Regions from separate parts of the Homo sapiens genome. Here region 1 is linked to region 2. A link is an interaction called in ENCODE POLR2A ChIA-PET data of the cell type or tissue named here. Cell type or tissue: OCI-LY7. All regions are shown on one strand. Each heading gives the region's core, and the rest is flanking DNA. Links, peaks and the distances in the headings are about the cores only.

Region 1 (2,828 bases), core at 131-2,630, 56 kb after region 2:
GGTGCTAGAACAAATCGTCCACTTCTACAGTGTTCTCGTATCCAACAGAGTTGATGCACAATATATAAATACTCAAGTCCAATATTAAAAACTTAGGCACTTGACTAACTTTAATAAAATTTCTCAAACTATATCAATATCTAAAGTGCATATATTTTTTAAGAAAGATTATTCTCAATAACTTCTATAAAAATAAGTTTGATGGTTTGGCCCATCTAACTTCACTACTATTAGTAAGAACTTTTAACTTTTAATGTGTAGTAAGGTTTATTCTACCTTTTTCTCAACATGACACCAACACAATCAAAAACGAAGTTAGTGAGGTGCTAACATGTGAGGATTAATCCAGTGATTCCGGTCACAATGCATTCCAGGAGGAGGTACCCATGTCACTGGAATTGGGCGATATGGTTTATTTTTTCTTCCCTGATTTGGATAACCAAATGGAACAGGAGGAGGATAGTGATTCTGATGGCCATTCCCTCGATACATTCCTGGCTTTTTTCTGGGCAAAGGGTGCCACATTGGAAGAGGTGGAAATATAAGTTCTGAAATCTGTAGGGAAGAGAACACATTAAGTTAATTCAAAGGAAAAAATCATCATCTATGTTCCAGATTTCTCATTAAAGACAAACAAAGTTACCCACAACACTGAGATCACATCTAAGTGACACTCCTATTGTCAGGTCTAAATACATTAAAAACCTCATGTGTAATAGGCGTATAATGTATAACAGGTGACCAATGTTTTCTGAATGCATAAAGAAATGAATAAACTCAAACACAGTACTTCCTAAACAACTTCAACCAAAAAAGACCAAAACATGGAACGAATGGAAGCTTGTAAGGACATGCTTGTTTTAGTCCAGTGGTTTCCACAGCTGGCTAAGCCAGGAGTCACTTGGAGGCTTTTAAATACAAAACATTGGAGCTGGAGGCCATTATCCTTAGCAAACTAATGCAGAAACAGAAAATCAACTACCGCATGTTCTCACTTATAAGTGGGAGGTAATGATAAGAACTTATGAACACAAAGAAGGAAACAATAGACATTGGAGTCTATTTGAGAGGGGAGGGTGGGAGAAGGAAAAGGAGCAGAAAAGATAACTATTGAGTACTGGGCTTCACACCTGGGTGATGAAATAATATGTACAACAAATCCCTGTGACACATGTTTACCTATGGAACAAACCTTCATGTGTATCCCTAAACCTAAAATAAAAGTTAAAAAAAAAAAAAGATAAACACAAAACATTCATGCCCTAGCACTGGTCTAATGAACAATAATAAAATCTCAGAACTAGAGGCCAGGTATTTTGACAAAGCTCCCCAGGTGATTCTGATGTAGCCAGTTTAGTATTTGGGAATAATAGTTTTAGATTATCCCATAAATCAGGTGGGCACGTCAGGTTCACATTATTCAAAGTGTTCTTATCAGCAGTTTTAGACCTCTCTGCTTAGAATGCCACATCTTCTTAAATTTCTGATTTTGCTGATCTCAAATCTGCATTTCTAAGTATAGGATTTTTTTAAAAAAATTATATTGTGTATAGCATTGCATTCATGATAGAAAATTCAAAAAGTACAAAAGGGTAAACTGTGGAAAGTCCCTCTTTTTTTATCTCACCCTTTATCTTCTTTATCTTAACCCTTCTCAAGGGCAACTGACACCAAACATTTTTTTAAATATACCTTTAGAGATATTCTATCCACATCTATACACACTTTAAAAATATATATGTATACTGGATTGTATCCTGCTTTTTACATTTCATAATAATACATTTCAGAAACATATCAATACATAAAGATCCTTCTCATTTTTCTACAGCTAGATAGTATAGCAATGACTATAAATTAAATGGTCTCCTAGTAATGGGACATTGAGGCTGTTTTCAGTCTCTTACTATTAAAAAAACAATGATACACAACGAACAAAACAATGCTGCAATGAATAACAGCACAGTTAATTCTAATAGAAGGCTTTATAGGCATATTTTCGTTTCTTTTGGTAAATATTTAATACTTAGGAGTGGAACTGCTGAGTAATAGAAGAGTTACACATTTAACGTTAAAAAGTTCCAGTTTTCCAAAGTAGTGGTACTATTTTACATGACTAGCAAGTTTATGAATCTAGCTGCTTCACATCCTTGCTAACATTTCATGCTGTCAGGCTTTTAAATTGTGCAGTTCTGGAAGAACTAGTGTTTCATATGGATTTAATCTGCATTCCTCTGATCATAAATGAGGCCATTCACATAACTCCTTTTGTAAAGTGTTTATTCACATCTTTTGCTCCTCCTGCCCTTTTTTTGAGATTACAGCAGGATATGCCCATTATTTTTCATTGAATCATTTACCTTTTACTAGTGATTTGTGAGCGATTTTAAAAAAAGTATATTCTGGAAATAAGTCCTTTACAGATATATGTAATGAGAATATTTTGTCCTAGTCTATGGTTTGCCCATTTTCTTAATGGTTTCTTTGATGAACAAAAAGATGATTAATTTTGATGAAGTCCAGTTTGTCAATTTTTTTCCCTTATTAGTTACTTTTTGTGACCCTCTAGAGGAAATATTTGCCTGTCACAAAATAAAGATTATATTTCCCTATGTTTTCTTCTAAAAGCGTCAGAGATTTATCTTTTATGTCTAGGTACACAATCCATCTCAAATCAATATTTTTGTGTATGGTGTCAGCTAAGTTAGGTTCGTTTTTTTTCCTACACAGATCATCCAGTTGTTTCAGCACAAGTTCTTGAAGACTTTCCCCATTGAATTGCTTTGGCACTTTTGTTAAAAGGGAGAAAAAAGACTAACTGTATGTAT
Region 2 (2,828 bases), core at 55-2,554:
ACGTCCGGCTAATTTTTATATTTTAGTAGAGATGGGGTTTCACCGTGTTAGCCAGGATGGTCTCAGATCTCCTGACCTCGTGATCCGCCTGCCTTGGCCTCCCACAGTGCTGGGATTACAGGTGTGAGCCACCGCGCCCAGCAAGAGGAGGTATCTTACACTGTGCTCGTGCTGAGTGAGGCGAGATGATGATGGAGATGATGATGGCTGTATTATACTGTGGGAGTGGGAAGTGGTAAGAAGCTAAAGGTGCTAGAGGGTGGCTAGTCAAAGGACCTTGAGGGAGAATTAAGGTGTCTGAATCAATGAGGAGCGACCAGAGATTGTCAGACATGTCAGTGACGTCTTTTTTACAAAAGGAGTTATAGGCTGGATGCAGTGACCCATGCCTGTAATTCCAGCACTTTGGGAGGCTGAGGTGGGAGGATTACTTGAGCCCTGGAGTTCAAGACCAGCTTGGGCAACATAACGAGACTGCAACTCCACTGGGAAAATAAAAATAAAAATAAAATTAGTGGGCATGGTGGCACATACCTGTAGTCCCAGCTCCTTGGGAGGCTGAGGCAGGAGAGGATCCCTTGAGCCCAGGGGTTTGAGGCCACAGTGAGCCTTGGTTGTGCCACAGCACTTCAGCCTGGGCAACAGAGTGAGACCCTGTTTCAAAAAAATAGATAAATAAAAGCAATTATATAGAGAACACTCTGGGTGAAGTATGGAGAACAAGTTAGAATGAGAAAGTGTGGTTGCAGGGAAGCCAGTTAGCAGGCTACATCCAGGCCACGTGAAAGATAATAGTGGCCTGGATATAGGTAAAAATGGTTGGATTTGGAATGTATTAAAGAGGACATAGTATGCTTTGAATGAGTGAACGTTGATACCCTGCTGCCTTTCATTTTGTCTCCAGGTTTGTGCAGATGATTGGTGATGCAGCTATTTCTTGCATCTGTGATCTTATGCAGGGATTGATTGCCAAAAGTGTTGGTAGTAGGTCACGTCACTGAGATAAGGAGTTCAAAGGAGAAATTTAGGGTTGTGCTGGGGAAACAAACAGTTTGATCAAACATCATCTCAGCTTGCTGCCACTGGTCCCCCTGCCTCCAAATCAAGTATGTGGGTTGAATTATAAAATTACCCCCATATTTTCTTGTGTTATTAGAAGTCTTCCAGCCCAGCTTTAAAACTGTCGCTGGTTTGTGCTTTCCTTATTTTAGATTCTCAGGGGATCTACAAGGATATCCCTATTACCTAAACAGACTTCTTCCTGCTCTTGAATTTTCTTGTCTCATATCCTCATTTTTCTTATTTCAGTGCCTTTATGATCTTTCACTTCCCTCTTCTCCTTCCACATTAGTCTGGATTAAGTAACTGGTATTATTCAACATTTACTTGGATTTTGCATAAGAAGCAGTTCTTTGATGTCATTGTCTGTAATGCCTGTTCCACAGGTTTTGTAAGGATCAGATGAAATAATTAAAGCCCTTTGCATAATGCTTGACTTACAGATAAGCAATAAATTTAAATTCCTGTGCACTTCTGTATATTAATGTACATAATTTTTTTTTCTCCTGAGAGGGACCATCCAGGCAGTTCCCTCGTGTCTTTATTGGCTAATGGATTGAAAAGTACATTTTTCCATCATTTTGCGAATTCCCAATATGTTTAAATCTTCTTGAGAATTTCTGCTGAAATCATTACCTTCATGTCCAGTTGAACAGTATACCCTATCCATGATGAGAAACTTCACTGCTCTGTATGCAGTCTGTATTAGTCTGCTCAGGCTGCCGTAACAAAATGCCATAGACAAAATACCAATACAAAATACCATAGATGCCTTAAACAATAGAAACTTGGTTTTTCACAGCTCTGGAGTCTGGGCAGTCCAAGATTAAGATGCCAGCAAGTTTGGTTTCTGGTGAGGGCCCTCTTCCTGGCTGGTAGACAGCTGCCGTCTCCCTCTATCCTCACGTGGCAGAGAGAGTGCTCCGGTATTTCCTTCTCTTAAGCGGATGTCAGTTCCTTCTGTTCTGGGCTCTATGCTATGGCCTCATTTAATCTTAATCACTTCCTTAAAAGCCCTACCTCTAATACAGTCACATAGGAGGTCAGGGATTCAACATATGAATTTTGGGGGGGACATGATTTACTCTACCGCCGTCCCCCAAAAGTATTTTTATTCTATTAATATATTTATTAGTATACATTATATGTTTAATGTTATGTTCCTTTTGAAAGACCTAATTTCATTCGATGATTGTATTTGCTGTTGGGTGAATGGAACCAAAGCTGAAGGTGGCAATATTTAGTCATACTTCTATTTATATGAGTGAAAGTCAGCATTACTCCCCAGAAGCCAAATTTTAGTAGCATCTTTTTGCTGGAGGGGACTGGTTCTACCTGATCTGTTTGTCCTTGCTCTTTGTCTGAGGTAGGTGAGCTTGAATTTCTTACTCTGATTTTCCTGACTGTTGTTGGACATTTAGGTTGTTTTCAGATGTTTTTGTGTTTCAGAGAGCATCAGTGAGTAATATCCTTGTACATATGAGCTGTTCAGTTATGAGAGTTCAGCTGCAGTTCCTAAAAGTGGATTAGCACACTGACATTTCACACGTCTTCTACTGCGTTGACAGTAGGTTGTGCTGATTTACTTTCTGTGTTGCCACAGTTTCCAACACTTTTGCCAAGATTGGCCTTATTGAATTTTTTTAACCACCGTCAATTTTATATTTGAAATATGTTACGTTATTCTAATTTATATTTATTTAATTATAAATATGGTTGTGTGCTCTCTTGTTAATCTTTTTTAAAAATAGACTTTATTTTGTACAGCA

The links. ChIA-PET counts read pairs that join two places held together with the same protein. Peaks named below come from ENCODE experiments on the same cell type or tissue, not always from the same donor. Only the 100,000 strongest peaks of a DNase experiment are listed, where the experiment ranks them.
Region 1: POLR2A ChIA-PET joins it to region 2 with 7 read pairs; 4 of 35 experiments call an interaction of 5 or more read pairs at or near these places.

What each region holds. Positions count from the first base shown.
Region 1 is chr21:17,593,778-17,596,605 of GRCh38, forward strand. It overlaps BTG3 (BTG anti-proliferation factor 3), which reads right to left. Exons shown (of 5, transcript NM_006806.5): 5 at 1-555. The coding sequence ends at 316. It also overlaps a transcript of CXADR not described here. Among named protein-coding and RNA genes, the nearest start is that of BTG3-AS1, 16 kb to the right of the region's middle. In OCI-LY7, for the core only: no CTCF peak of the experiment used is centred there; no DNase peak of the experiment used is centred there.
Region 2 is chr21:17,538,157-17,540,984 of GRCh38, forward strand. All of the region lies in intron 1 of CXADR (CXADR cell adhesion molecule), which reads left to right. Among named protein-coding and RNA genes, the nearest start is that of CXADR, 27 kb to the left of the region's middle. In OCI-LY7, for the core only: no CTCF peak of the experiment used is centred there; a DNase peak (open chromatin) is centred at 1,285.